3 separate regions of the Mus musculus genome follow, and all the other regions are linked to region 1. A link is a loop called in an ENCODE intact Hi-C map of the cell type or tissue named here. Cell type or tissue: gastrocnemius. All regions are shown on one strand.

Region 1 (5,000 bases):
TGGCTGTCTGAACAGAAAACTACTCAGGAGAAACCATCGCAGCCAGGACATTACTATACCAAGCAGAAGCACCCTTCCAGAGAGAGAGAGAAAGAGTCTCCCCAAAATGACTGTCTTTTCTACAGAACATGTCTTATCCCTTTCCCCAGAAGCCTGCCATACACCTCTGTCTTAGTCACTATTCTATTGCTGTGAAGGGACACCATGACCACAGCAACCCTAATAAAGACAAACATTTAATTGGGACTGGCTTACAGCTCAGCGGTTTAGTCCATTATTGTCATGGCAAGAAGCATGATGGGATACAGGAAAAAATGGTGTGGGAGAAGGAGCCAAGAGCTCTACATCTGGACAGACAGGTATCAGAAAAAGAGACACCGGGCCTGGCTTAAGCTTCTGAGACCTCAAAGCCCAAACCCAGTTACATACTTCTTCCAACAAGGCCACACCTACTCCAACAAGCCTATGGGACCATTTTCTTTTTTAAATTAATAATAATTTACTTTACATCCTGATTGTAGCTTCCCCTCCCTCTTTTCCTCCCAGACCCTCCCTCTCACCTCACCTCCCCAAATCTACCACTCGTCCATTTCTTCTCAGAAAAAGGGAGGCCATCTATGGATATCAACCTGCCTTAGCATATCAAGTCGCAGTAAGACTAGGAACCTCTTCTACTGAGGCTAGACACGACAAGGTAGTCCAGTGAGGGGAAAAGGATACAAAGGCAGGCAATTGTAGTCAAAGACAGCCCCTGCTCCTACCTTAAGAACACCACATTAAGACCCAGCTGTGGAGGCTTGAGAGATGGCTCAGTGGTGAAGGACATTGACTGTTCTTCCAGAGGACCTGCGTTCAAATCCCAGCATATCACAACTGACTGTAACTCTCACACAGGCATACATGCAGCTATTTTCACTCAAACCACCACAACCTCTGCCAAACCAGACAGCACTACTTCTGAAGATTCCCAACCTCTTTCCAATGCCATCTCTTCTATCCCACCTACTCCCCAGTACACTTTGCAAGGTCAACACTGTCTCTTCTAAGTGTTTCTCTATGCTCCTATGCCCCTTCTGCTGGCCTCTCTGCTCTGTGAGACTCAAATGCCAGCAATGCTGTTCTGAAGCTTGTTGTAACCTGAGTAGGTTTGTCCTTCCTCTGTTGGGATAACAACACTTGTGAGGCCCCTCTGCTCTCTCTGGCTACACAGCACATGAGCCTTTGGTCTCTGCTGACTTCCTCTGGACTGCCTGTGTCTCCTTTGTACATGGCTTAGTGGTGCTCTTCGGGTAAGTTAAGTGCAGTGCTATTAGTGGTAATGACTTTTGGCAGCTAATGGTCCCTATAAAGTCTGGACTATGTAATTCTGGGAGGTTCAGCCAGCAGATGACCTGAGGGAAGGAAAATGAAGCTTCCTGTCACCACCTGTCCCTGGAGGGAATTCTCAAGCTTTAGGCTGAGTCACACTGAGTCCTGGAAACAAAGATCTTCAGCATCACCTGCCCCTGGGAGTCTGCACCTTCTAACCAAAGGCTAGGAATGGTCAGTAGGAATGACAGCCACGCCAGTCACATTCTGAGAGATATCTGGAGCCTGCTGTCCACAGTGCTAAGGTCTTGAGGCTCTCTGCTTGCTTGGCCAGCCCTGAGCAGAAGAGGAAAGACCGATATGGTAGACAAAGGTGAGATTCCTGCCCACTCTCATTATTCACAGTTGAATGCCCAGTACCATCCCAGGGGAGCAACACATCTCTGTACATGCTACACTCATAACCACAAACACCAGTTTTAAAGTTTGACATAATTAGCCAGCATGTCAACATAAAATTACATTTTCTCCCATCCAAATCCTTCTTGAAATAATCATTTGGGTGGAGGGAAAGGGTGCCCTGAAGTTTTGTCAAAAGAAAACAGCTAAAGGTTAAAACAAAATTCCCCTCATGTCAGTGCCATGGATGTACTTGGCTGGTGCAAGATTTCATGATAAATGAGATGACAGTCGATATAAAACACTTAACCAATCCTGTGCAATCTCGAAGATGCCAGTAAACTCGGGTGGAGGCCTGGCGCTTTGGCGCCCCCTAGGAGTCCCGGGTGGAGCAAGCGCCCATTTCTCAAACTGCAAAGGAAGAATGGAAGAACTCAGTTTATTGTGAAGAGAACCAAGTTGATTTCTCTTTTCCAAGAAGCCATTCACTCTAGGCGTCCCCTGTCTCCTTGCCTGATGATAAATCTGGGTAAAAGTGCTGGACTGCTTCTGTGGGTAACATTGTATCGAACAGAGAGAAGGCCTGCCACATCTAGAATCACTTTTGATACTAAACCTTGTTCTAATTTTGGAGTCAAGGTCTCTGTGGTTATTTAAAGAACAAGTGTAACCCTAGGGGATTTTTTTCTTTCAATTTTCCAATGAAGTCAGAGGCCCTGTTCTTCAGCGTTAGTACATAGGGAAAAAAGAAGGAACAACTGGGACACTTTCTGGTAGACTGTGTTAACTCTAGCCACGACCTAAACTCTATGAGGAAGGAATAATGCAAAAACTGGGGGTGCTGTGTCTTGGCAGCTCTGGCCTTCACGGGTCTCATATTTTTTTCTTTGTAAAGGTCCAAAATTTTATCATTCTTATTTATAGTATCAAATAAGGGAGAACTAAATTTTACTAAAATTAAGACATAATTTTTTTAAAGGGGATATAAATTTGTAGAGAGAGCCACAGATACAGGGAGATGTAAAGACACACGGGTGGATGAATGTCCACTTCACCAGATAAGATATACATGATAGACGGAGGGATATGTGGGGGAAGTCGTCTTAATTTGCTTCCTGCATAAAATTGCACAGATCTCCCCAAAGACAATCTCCCCAGCCTATGGTAAACAACTCAAGAGTATCCAGGAAAGTCTCCTTCCAAGTCGGTCTCTCAAGTTCCCACCACTCATCCACGAATTGTTTTAAATAAATAAATAAACCGCGAAGTCTGTCGATTCAATTCTGGACCACCAGCGTCCTCTGTTGGTCACCTATAGGAGGAGCGTGCAGACTTTGGAGAGACTCGTACAAAAGAACTCAATAGCTGCGCTATTGCGCCTGGATTTCAAGTCAGAATGAACGGATTAGCAAGAACTCCAGTCTGCACTGGAGCACATCAGAAGTTGGTATAGGGGTCCAACGATGACTAAAACTCGTTGTGAACAGTATTCATTTTAAGGGCTGCTTGGCTACTAATCATGCATGCTTCAGTGTCTCAGTAGTTATTTTAACGCAGATGCGTCCGCTAAAAAGATTCTCCCAAACAAGAACTAGAGGAACTTCTCATCTTTAAAAAGAAAAAAACTGTCCTCACTCCTATCTGGGAAAGTGCAACGACGTATTTGAGTATTTTGAGTCCCTACCTCCTTGAAAAGCAAATCCTTTGCGCCCATAGCTGTCAGCGTGAGGTTGTGCGGTGCTGAGACTCTGGGAGCTAAAGTGGCCCGTGGTGCAGATTTAAACCTCGAGCTCTAAGGTTCTCCAGACCTCAAAGTGATCTGCGCGTTCTCGCTGGGAAATGCCTAATACAGCATACCCTACACGAGGAATTCCATTGCGGGAACTTTACAAAGTACACAGGCGCTGAATGGGTCCGGGCCAGCTTCCCAAACATAAACCATCCCTGGAAAGGCCAGCTTAGCCAGCCATCCAGGGGGAGGGGCTATAGGGTCCGGGACGCCAAATTGGCTGGGAGTCATTGAAGGAAGAGAAGACCAGAGTCCCTGGAGTGGCTGGGACTCTAGAGACGCAAGGTGGCCTGGAGCGCCTGTGGTTACCCGTGAAGAGGTGGCCCTGATACAGGGCGTGCGCACAGAGAGCAGGTGCCCGGTGAAGACGCGCGCAGCGCGCCCCCGTCCTCGTTCCCGCTTCGTCGGGAGGCGCGGGCCCCGGAGCGGAGCCTGCGCCGGCCCACCCCCCACCCTCGCCGTTCCGGGGCGTGTCCTCCGCCACCCCGGCTTCTATATATCGGCCTGCGCGCCCGGGCTGCCCAGATGCGAGCTTAGAGCGGCGACTGGGCGCTGAGGACCTGCTTGCTCGCTGCTCCCATCCCGCCGCCTCATCCCGCCGCCTCATCCCGCGTGCTCCACTCCGCTCCCCTCCACCGAGCCGTCCACCCGGCGCCATGCATCCCGCGCGCCCCGCGCTCTGGGCGGCTGCGCTCACTGCCCTCACTCTGCTCCGCGGACCGCCGGTGGCGCGAGCTGGCGCGGGCGCGGTGGGCGCGGGCCCCGTGGTGCGCTGCGAACCGTGCGACGCGCGTGCGCTGTCCCAGTGCGCGCCTCCGCCCACCGCGCCCGCGTGCACGGAGCTGGTGCGAGAGCCCGGCTGCGGCTGCTGCCTGACTTGCGCGCTGCGCGAAGGCGACGCGTGCGGCGTCTACACGGAGCGCTGTGGCACCGGCCTCCGCTGCCAGCCGCGGCCCGCGGAGCAGTACCCGCTGAGGGCGCTGCTGAATGGCCGCGGGTTCTGCGCCAACGCCAGCGCTGCAGGCAGCCTAAGCACCTACCTCCCCTCCCAACCTGCTCCAGGTAAGCTGTCCCTGCCACGTGCGCCACGCGCAACTCCCTGGGACCCGACGAGGGTGGCAGGGAGTGTATCTTCAGATGTTTGTCTTGGCTCATATTGAAGGTTGGAAAATGGACCCTGGGAGGCGGAGTGAGGCACTGAACCCATTTTTCCTCTTGCTTGGTTCTCAAAGTACAGCTTTTCTTATAAGTTGCAAAATGCGCTCTGTGAAAATAGGTAGAATTCAGTGCCAGGACGAGCGGGTAGCAAGGGAGACTGCCAGTGGACAGATCCCAGTCACTGGAGAGTCTCCTCGCTGAGCGGGGATACCCAGGTTTAGGTCTGTGTAACCCAGCTGTTGACCTGGGTTTTCATTCCTCATAAATTGGGAAGGAGCGCGTCTATCCCAGGGAAGCTTGAGTGTAGGAATCCCGGGTTGGATCCGGACCATGAAGGTATTTGCAG
Region 2 (5,000 bases), 1.3 Mb before region 1:
ATGGATGCTCACTTATATAGTTCTGCAGATTGGAAGTCCAGTGTCCAGGGCTGGTAGGCTCCATATCTAGTGGGGACTTGGTTTCTTATGTATAATAGCACCACGTCCCTGTGTACTCTCCTACAGGAAAAGGGTCTGGAGTCTCTATAGGGGCTAATGGAATTCAGAAGGCTTAGCCTCCTGACTTCATTGTGCCTGAGAGCTCCCATATTCTCCTACTGTCTCCATGGAGTTTAGGGGCTACAGACGTAACCCATAATACAGGTTGGTATATCCCCAAATGCTCTGGCTGCTGCCTGCCTGGCATCTGTTCTCTCAGGGGCTTCTCTGCTTACTTTCTAGAATCTTCTCTTTGCCTCTGACTAGGCCCTCAAGCCTCCTGGTCCTCTTCCTGTCTAATTCAGGTTTAGAAAAGAGAAACTTGAGCATAGACCCTCCTCCACTGCCCAGCTCAGTGGTGGTAGCCTCTCCACCCATAATAGCTGTGGTGCCATATCTGTGTGCTTGCCTCTTTGACTTGCTAAGACCCTTTGGAGCAGAGCCTTCCCTAGACGCCTGGCAGCTGCCTTTGATCTGGTGTTGGAGCCCTCGCCCTCCTGCCCCAGGCTGCTTCTCTCCCCTTCCTTGTTTGTGCAGCTCCAGAGAAGCTGCAGTTAGATCTTTGTAAGAACTGGGGATGGCTTTCCCAAGGATTTGTGGGCCTGGTGTGATATGGAACAGCGTCTTAGTTGTGCTCTTATGGAAACAGAAGCCAGCTATGCTGGAAAACTATGGTGCACAATGTGTGAGATTCAGGCTTGAGGGCTCTGGAGGTGAACTTCATGCCACAGGCCAGCTAGCTCCTCTTGGGTGACTCATTTCCATTAGCCGTGCTGGCACAGAGGAGATTATAGATCCACAAGAGATACTTGGTTTCGATAAGCCGATTTCCTTCCTGTACCCGTTTCCATTCCTCACATGGAATATTTTTAGGATTGCATACTGATTTGATTTACACTTCCTGTGTTTATAATTCTTTTTTGTATGCTCTGCACTTTTTTTTCTTCAGCGTTATCAGATAGGCTGTGGGAGACGTGGAAGCTGACAAGGGTATTTTTCCATCACAGTGTAATTTTTCCTTGCACAGTTCATAGAAGTGACTGCTATGAGGCTGACCTGCTGCCTGTCAGAAATCTGACAGCACTTTTAGTCCATTGTAATCCGACAGAATGGCCACGATCAAAGGACACTCACCCCAGACTGGGTGGCTTGTGAAAGAATTTCTGTTCTCTTGTTCTTGTGGGGCTTGAAGTCTGTATAAGGACAGGGTAATTAGCAGGGCTGGTCTTTCCTGACCTATGTCATAGGTAGGTGGTCTTACCAGAATCATTTCCCTAAGCTCTAACCTCTCTCCCCCCCCCCCCCCCCCGCCCCCTGGCTTTTTCGAGACAGGGTTTCTCTGTATAGCCCTGGCTGTCCTGGAACTCACTTTGTAGACCAGGCTGGCCTCAAACTCAGAAATCCGCCTGCCTCTGCCTCCCAAGTGCTGGGATTAAAGGCGTGTTCCACCACTGCCCAGCCCCAACCTCTTTTTACAAGGATGCCAGCTATAGTTCACCCAAGCCAACCCTGACGGCCTTATTTAAATGCCCTTCATAAAAGTGTCATCTCAAGTAGAGTCACATTCTGTGGTCCTAGAGCTTTTTGATTTGTGGGTATAAAAAGGCATCGGCTAGCCCGCAGTGAGTGTATTCTAGAATGTGTGGTATGATTGACAGTTGGCTGTTGGTGACTGGACACCTTTGCTGGGGTTTCTCACTGGCCATCACTGGTGTTCATGTTCCTAAAGTGGCTGGCATAGGAAGTTAGTAGAGACAAGCTCAGGGCCTGCTCTCGGAGCTTAGACTCACGTGCTCGATTAGCTGAATGGGCAGGCAGGGAGCTAACTGAGTTGACAGACTGGTGTGTGCACAAAGATGAGCTGAAGTCTTGTTATAATAGAATAGACCCTTTTCCCTAGTTAGGTGCAAACGGCAATGGCTTAGCTTTCGACTGTGCTCAGCCCAGAGGGTGCAAGATCAGGAGTCCCAGTCAACTCTCAGATCCTAGTCTGTGGAGCCCGCCTTGTGCCACAGCTCAGAAGCCCCACGCTGCTGGTCCCACTTCGAGAGTTTAGGAAAGAGAAGATGCTGGAACATGCTCTATGCTGGCAGTGCTCCCACGACAGTGAGTGAGCCGAGCTATCACCGATCCTGTGTCCTGGGCTTTGGCAACTCTGGATTTACCCCACATTTCTCCTCTACAACCTTGCCTAGCTCAAAGGAACCTGCGGGCCTCCTTTGCTTCTGCCTGTAACCACCTGGCATGTTGTGCTGTGTGTGCAGTGTACAAGCCCGAAGGCTGCAGGTAGGGAAATGTGTTAGGCTCAGGTATGCTGGTGGTTACATTTCTCACAAGAGATCTGGCAGCCACTGTGACTTGGAAAGGACCCTGCAAGGGACAGAAAATGTGTCTAGATTTACCTCCCAGTGTCTGCCCTGTCACTGGTCCTCTGTGTGAGGAAGCTGCCCTTGGGGTGTAATGGTGGAATGCTGCTTCCAGACCATCTTACTGCTTCTAAAGAGGCACTTTGTCCCCTTAAGCCAATCAGAATCCTCCTTCATTTCAGTGACTGTTACCTTGTGTGCAGACCTGCTGCTCTTTTTCTGCACTGAGACAGGTAGCAGAGATAAAAAGGAGCAGGTTCCGAAGAGGGAATGGCCTAGTAAGTGCCTGGGAAACTCCTGAGAAACAGAGCTCTCTATTATATCTTTTGGCTGGTGACCAGCAGGTGGCGCTGTGACTGGAGACAGCAAAACTGACATTGATATATCTGCCTCTGACCTTTCTTAGTGGACTGCTCCTGTCTTTACAAAGCGCTTTTCACAGAAGGTCAGATTTTGTGATCCTGCTTCAGAGTCCGCTGTGGTCAGGTGCAAGGCCCTTCCCCGGGGAGGTTCCCTGCAGCTTATATAACCTGCTCAGGAATTCACGCTGCTGCAGGCCCGCCAGGAACCTGGCAGAGAGCCTGGGGCTTGAGCCAGCTTGCCCCCTCCCCGTCTCAGCACTTGGTCCAGAGCTTGTAAACATCTTTCCATCTGGCATGCTCCATCTTGCTGCCCTGCCTGGGCAAACCACAGCCACTTGTACTTTGTCTTTATGGTTGCTGGCTTTGTGACCAGTGACTGGGCTTGTGAGTACAGGTGAAACCGCCTTAAGAAGTTGCACAAATAGCACTGGTGTTTGTTGTTTCTAACAGTGGGCACTTGTGTGTGACCAGTGAAAGGTAGGATTGTGTCCCCAAGCTGCCCCAGCATAGGCCCTGGGAATGGATCTCTGTTGTATCTGTGACTGTAATCTTTTGTGATTTTCTGTTTGTTTGTTTGTTTGTTTTTTCTTTGTTATGCTGTGGACTGAGAACTAGGTCAGGTCTTCATCCATGCTGTCATCCGGCACTGTACCTCAGTTGTGTTTTTGTTGCGACCCATATCTGCTCACCCTTTCCTTGCTTTTTGTTCGTGACTTGACAGTGTTAGGACCCCGGAATCACACTCAGCTGGCATGGAGATCATGGCATTATCCGGGATGGACCAAAGTGGGACTTCCATTTCTCTTGGGGATGTTCGAGTGCTCTGTTCTTAGAGAATGTAAGAGGAACTCTGGGTCTCCCTTGTCTGTGCCTAGCACATCAGGAGGAGAGTGGACACTGACTGTCCTTAAGAGCTGACTCACCCAGCTCAGGCACTGTTCTTCCCCAGCCTTCCAAGGGCTGGGACTGCAGCGTGCGCTACACCCTTGGCTTAGGTGCCTGCCTTTACTTAGCTTAAAGACTCAGCTTTTTACCTGGTCCCAGGCTCCATCATCCTAGCATCCAGTTGAAGGTGTAGAGATATCTTTGTGCAAATGTAAGGAAATAAGGTTAGGGCAAGGTTTCCAGACTGTTTACCCAGAGCACAAGTAAAGAAGACCACTCAGACCCTTCCATGGCCCTCGCCACTATCAGCGGGTTTGAGCACCACGATTCCCTTCCTAGAAGCTCACGCTTTTACGTTGATTATTAAATAGTATAACTTGTCCGGTTGTTTACCAGCATGTAGGCATGATTATAGGGCTTGCATGGATACGGACATCTGAAGATGTTCAGCTACCTTATGAAACAGTTAACTGCTTGCATACAACATATGAACATTTCCTACATACTTCAAATAATCTCTAGCTTGCTCATCACACCTGCTAATACAATATAAGCGCCATGTAAATAGTACTCCACAGTGTTTAGGGAATGGCTATGAGAAGAAAGTCTCCATGTGTTCTGAAGTTGATGGAATCTGCAGGTGTGCAGTCTACTGATACGGACAGGCTAGAGTAGATATAATCATGGAGATGTCACAGACAGGTAGATTTGTAAGGCCTCTTAGTACTTAGTAGCTATATATATATATATATATATATATATGCTGTCAAGTAAAGCTGCTGTCCACCTTACAGCGAAGAACGAAAGGTTCCAAGAGGATGAATGCCTCTGGGTAGCGAGTGCTTCTGGTGAGTTGGGGGTCAGTGCAGACGCTCCTTAGGTGGGCTCTATGACAGTCGTCATTCAACACAGTGCTTACCACAAAACTGTGACCATCACATTGACTTGTTTCAAATGACAGTATTCCAGAATCTGACAGCAGAGGATCAGGGTATTTTTAGATACATTCAGTAGAGACGCAAGAAAGTAAGTACATGTTACAGCCAGAGAACCAGAGTGGTTTCAGATTGCCCAGCGATCTTCATGAAATGCTTTCTATCTTTACGAAAGGCCTCTGGGGCCCCTTGTTAAGGCTGTGAGGTCCTTTCTACTCAGCAAGCACAACAGTTCTGATCTTTGACCACTGTGGCTACAAAGATTAAAATTGATACTGATACTCAGTGGTTCATTATTGGACCTTCATGTAGGTGACAGAGGTCACCAGATCAGGGTCTTAGCTAAAAGGACT
Region 3 (5,000 bases), 1.2 Mb before region 1:
CTGCTGTCTTCCTCCTGGAACCTCCTGAACACTCTTTCCAATCAAAAAATTTTTTTTCTCCCAAAGAAACCCCTTCCCTCACCTTCAAAGCAATAAAACAACAACAAAATATAAATCCTCTTGAATGAGATGATTTGGTCCAAGGCTTGTTCCTAGACTTGATTCAATGGGGAGCCATGCAACCAAAGTGGTAGGGAAAAGCCTTGGCTCCTACAGCCCCAATAGGCTAGGGTCAGTCATAGTTCCATATGGCAATAGAATAAAAAGGTGGGAAATACTGGATACCAGAGAAAGAAAACTCAATCAATGTGGCTACATTGGGACGAATAAATAAATAAAAGGGTTCAATCACCTCCAGTTTGCCTTAGATTTTAATGAAGGCAAAACTGTGTAACTGAGCAGCCTGGGCCACGTGGTCTGGGTGAGGTCAGCTCGGCTGCTGCAAGGTTGTCTGGAGAAGTCTGTTGGCCAGCCATGCGTGCGGGCACAGATCTGCTTCCCTCAAGATGATCATTTCTGTCTGAGTGCAGTCTCATCCGAATGAGAAATTATCCTCAGTGGGATGAGGGCTGGGGTCCGTCCTGCTCCTGGAATCCAAAGCAATGGCAGGTTTACCTCTGCCTTCACCTTGTTCATGCCTGTTCACTTCATTTCTTGCCTCCAGCCTTGAAGCAGGATGACTGAAGTTATGTAGACAGATACTCTTTGCGTGATTGACACTGACCCAAAGTGAAGGAGACAGACACACCATGCAGGCTGAGAACTAGCCTCTCACACTGCATTCAGTTATCTTGTGTGGCCGAGAGTCAGTGCCATCAGAAATGCCTTTTCTGAGTGCTTGTCATAGGTACATGGATTCTCAGAGCTCTCAGGAGTGACTTCCCTCTGCAGACTTGTCACAGGCTTGTTCCAGTGCTTCTTGTCCACATACATGACTGTGGTCCCTCCCTTCTAGTCCACCTGCTTCTCCCTCAAGGGGATGACTCCCTACCCTTTGTCCCCAGCAGTCCTTTGACCCCTGTTATCTGCCATAACATCTGTTCTTCCTGCTCTTCTCTCCATCTTCTCCATGTCCTGCCCTGATACCTCAGTTCCCAGCCTTGTCTTTGTCCTCACCATTCCTATTGCACTGGTGTCTTGAAGGATACTATTCTTGGGGAAACATGATCAAACATCTACTCACCCCAGAGAGGGAATTGATAGCACACCAAATTAGGGATACTCACAAAATCCAATAAGTCTTATTGGAGTTATTTACAGGAATATGGGTGAAGAGTTACTTACAGGAGCAGAAATGGCTCAAAGACAGCTGTGTCATTAAAACACCACCCCAGCAGGGATGACAGTGCCTGAAAGATGGAAACCTGGCTCTCATATTGTTCACAGATAGGCATTAGCAAACCTGGAATGTTAAAAACACATGGTTCCTTCAAAGAAAGAAATAAATGTTCATCAAGAAGGCTGGAAGCGGATGTGGTGATGAGCCTAATGACCCTTGTGCTTCCTGTGTGTCTGAGACCAAGCTGGACCCTTCCCCAGTGAGCTTGTTTTTTTTTTTTCCCTCCATGTGTAGAACCTATCTTTATGGAAGGTGTCACACGTACTTTACAAAGAGTTTCAATGTAGTCACGTCTGGTCTTTATTTGACTTACTGTGCTCCTCAAGGAGATTTATGTGTGCTTCACTGTGTATGCAGGATGAGTTAATTATCACCAGAAAAGTTTTCCCTAAATCATGCTGTACTTACATATGTCAGAAATAAAACACTTGGGCTCAGACTCCTGAAGTTTGAACCAATACCTGCTACTTAGTTGTGTCGAACCGCACTGCCTTCTTGCTGATGATGTCACAGATCGTCACTCTGCGGGCAGTGGAGGTCGCAGAGACCCCTCTGCTCACTTCACAACTTGCAGGCAGCTCAGTGGGTACCTCTTCCAGGCAACTTAGTGGCTTTCCCTTTTCAGGTGGTTTAGCTGTCGTCTCTTTCTTTCTTCCCAGGTAGCTCAGTGTCTCCAAGGATATTTCAGCAGTCCTAGCAGGTTATGTATGCTAGAGAAGGGAGGGGGCCTAGAGTATCTGGTCAGTTTTAGGGACTTCCTGAAGCCAGTGAGTTGTTAACTTCCAAGTTTAAGGAGCTTCCTGCAGGACCATTTCCCCTCATTCCTTACAAGTCTTACTGTTTCCTTTTCCCTTTAACTTGCAGGGTCTTAGCTTCCTGAGAAGATGTACATTTATCGTAGAGGAAACTGCTACACAGTGTTTCTTTTATTTCATTTTAATTTTATTAAAAATTCTTTTTTGAGTCAAGGTCTTGCGTAACCAATTTGGCTTTGAATTCACGATATACCTGAAGATGACCTTGAACCTCGACTCTCCTCTTGCCTCCACCTCCAAAGTGCTGGGATTGTGCAAAGTTCCAATGTTTATAGATTATACAGTACGTGTGGGAGTGGTGAGGACAGAGGTGTTATCTGAAAAATGCCCTGATTTAAGGCTTTCTATTCTTCTGTAACTAAATAATAATAATAATAATAATAATAATAATAATAATAATAATAATAATAAATCTTTGTAAACTGTTACCACTTTGGAACTTTTAACATTTGGGGTAACCTGAATTTGTTCTCAAGCCATTGTGGTCATTCATATTTGATTCCTGAATAAACTTGTTCTTACTCTCTTGGAGGAAAGAGTTGTATTTTTAGGTGGACACAACAAAATGCTCATGTCTGATCCTACCATGCCGTGCACCTGCAATGGTCATGGGAAAAAGGAGTTCTGTCAGTTTGGTGGGTCCCAGTGTGCGTCTGAGCCCGTGTCTCAGACAAGAGAGTCCGGCAGGTGGCGCTCGCGCTCTTCCAGGGTGTCCAGGGCGCGGGTGAATTCTGCCTGCCTTAGCAGTTACAGAATTGCATGTGCTAATTCCAGGGTGGGAGTTGTGGGAAATCGCCTCGTCCACCACTGAACTGACTGGAGGGCTCCTTCAGGGTGCCACAGGCGAGCTGACAGGGAGACCCTAAGCAAGAAGAACAGACAGGAGACCTCCAAAGTTCACTCTGCGGACCCCGGGGTCACCTGAACTAGTCCTGTCGCTACAAGGGTTACATTCACCTCCACACAGGATGGGCTCAGTCATCAGCCTCCCTCCATTGCATGGATACCAATAGAAGGACTTCTCGTGGGCTCATTTCTTTTCACAAAACCTGCAAACAGCAGATGAAAATCCCTGGGCTGGAAGCCAGCAAAAGAGCTAGTGAGTCTTCTTAGGGAATCCACTCTCCCACTCAGGAGGATTGTGCAAACCGATTCGATTCCTGAGATGTGGTGTGAATTTAAAGTGCAGGCACAAAAGAGAAGTAGGTTGTAAGCAATTGAAGCGTTGTGGTTTAAAGACTACTACCTTCCTGTATAGAAATGGGGAAAGTTAGTCTTTTTAAACTTTAGGGACAAAGCCTTGAGGGAGCAGGCCCTGGTTGAGTGGCTTCTGTGTTTTGCCTCACTCCATCTGGCTACAGATGGAGACACGTCCTAGAGAAGACAATCCCAGCCTAGCAGGGCAGGACAGGTCTGGCTGCCCATCTCCTGGACACTCTGGGAAGCTTACTCTCTTCTAAACCTAAGACCCTCTGCCCAGGACTTCACCATTCCTGGGATAGGGTGAGCTCAGAATGGCTCAGCTGGAGAGACCAGCCCTTGCTGTCAGAGAGGATGGCTGTTTGTGCCTGGCTGCTCTAACACTTTCCTCACAGAGCTCTGTGAGCTCCTGCAACCTCCTTTTGAAGCCGCGCTGTGAACCTGTTTTTCTCCATCCAGAGAGTCTCTTGATGCTTCCTCTTGGTGACCATGAGAGTAGGCTGGGAGAGCATCCAAAGCGGCCATGTCCTCTTCTACAGCAGCCAGGACCTCTATCGGCATTTGCATGCCCCAGTTGTCAGGTTCTTGTGACCCTGACATATAGTTATACCGAAAACTCAAGAATCTATTGATAGTCATCCCTTACGGCTACAAATTTAACTAATTTACACTTTATGTTTTATAATCTTCGTAAAGTGATAGAGTGTGACTGGTCTCTTGTCTGACTGTCTTAGTATATTTCTGGGCTCCTGGTTTCCAGGAGGGTGTGTCCATTGCTATCTTGTTCTGTTTTGACTGCCACACCCTTAGTATCAAAAGCTAGGGCAGTTTGTTTTAAGTTTTATTTTAGAGTATTGGCTCCAAGCAAGTGATTAATACACAATATGCATAAGTTTGTGTAGTTGAAGCAATTAAACCTATGAAGATTTGGAAATAACTACATTCTGTAGGTGCTTAGAGAAATGGGAGATGTCTTCAGAGTGGAACATTACACAGCAAATCAAAATAATACTCCTTAAAACAGTGCAGATTTCTGTCATTAAACTGAGGCAGAGTAGAGATTGAGAACATAAGAAAAAAAAAGTCCCTCATCCTGGAATGTGTTGAACCATCTTTCAAGCTAAAAAATCATGAATGCCAGCACAGGCAACACTGGCTATGAACATTGCCCACAGACATAATAGTTCTTTTGCATTGAAGTCTTGATCGTCTATGTTAAAATAGCTACAAACAAGGGAAATGCCTCCAGGATGGCCAGGTTCCTTCCCTGGTTATTCTCTGAGACTCCTACAGACAAGGCTGTCAGCTTGTTTACAGTGAGCCTCTGCCTACTGTGTTAGTTCACTGTCCCCTGTCATCCATGCAGGCGACTCCCAGGAACCATCCTGTGACCTCAAACACCACCACCGTCCTGCGCATGGCACGTCCTGCGCATGGCACGTCCTGCGCATGGCACGTCCTGTGCATGGCTACCGATTGTAGGTCTGACCTCTGTGAGAAGCCAATGCCCACGCTGCAGGTGTGCCTTAAATTCTTCCCAACACCTCTTAAAATCTACTTTAAAATCTTTTCATGAGTCCTCAACCAACTTCATAGTGGCTCATTCTGAAATTCTTCTATATGGTGAAGCCAATGATCGAACTATA

The links. A loop is a pair of places that touch in the nucleus more often than their neighbours do. Peaks named below come from ENCODE experiments on the same cell type or tissue, not always from the same donor. Only the 100,000 strongest peaks of a DNase experiment are listed, where the experiment ranks them.
Region 2: it touches region 1 in a loop (2.5-fold over the local background); 5 of 42 quality-filtered maps call a loop at or near these places.
Region 3: it touches region 1 in a loop (7-fold over the local background); 28 of 42 quality-filtered maps call a loop at or near these places.

The regions. Positions count from the first base shown.
Region 1 is chr11:7,212,943-7,217,942 of GRCm38, reverse strand. It overlaps Igfbp3 (insulin-like growth factor binding protein 3), which reads left to right and starts at 4,020. Exons shown (of 5, transcript NM_008343.2): 1 at 4,020-4,558. The coding sequence starts at 4,153. It overlaps Gm36565 (a long non-coding RNA gene), which reads right to left and starts at 846. Exons shown (of 5, transcript XR_872239.3): 1 at 762-846. In gastrocnemius, CTCF peaks have their summits at 2,074 and 3,009 (motif pointing left); DNase peaks (open chromatin) are centred at 2,075, 3,013, 3,918 and 4,327; H3K4me3 peaks cover 2,519 bases; H3K27ac peaks cover 1,565 bases.
Region 2 is chr11:8,521,830-8,526,829 of GRCm38, reverse strand. All of the region lies in intron 13 of Tns3 (tensin 3), which reads left to right. Among named protein-coding and RNA genes, the nearest start is that of Tns3, 140 kb to the left of the region's middle. In gastrocnemius, a CTCF peak has its summit at 2,806 (motif pointing right); DNase peaks (open chromatin) are centred at 2,234 and 2,960; H3K4me3 peaks cover 666 bases; H3K27ac peaks cover 2,197 bases.
Region 3 is chr11:8,403,585-8,408,584 of GRCm38, reverse strand. No RefSeq gene overlaps it. Among named protein-coding and RNA genes, the nearest start is that of Tns3, 260 kb to the left of the region's middle. In gastrocnemius, no CTCF peak of the experiment used is centred here; a DNase peak (open chromatin) is centred at 2,864.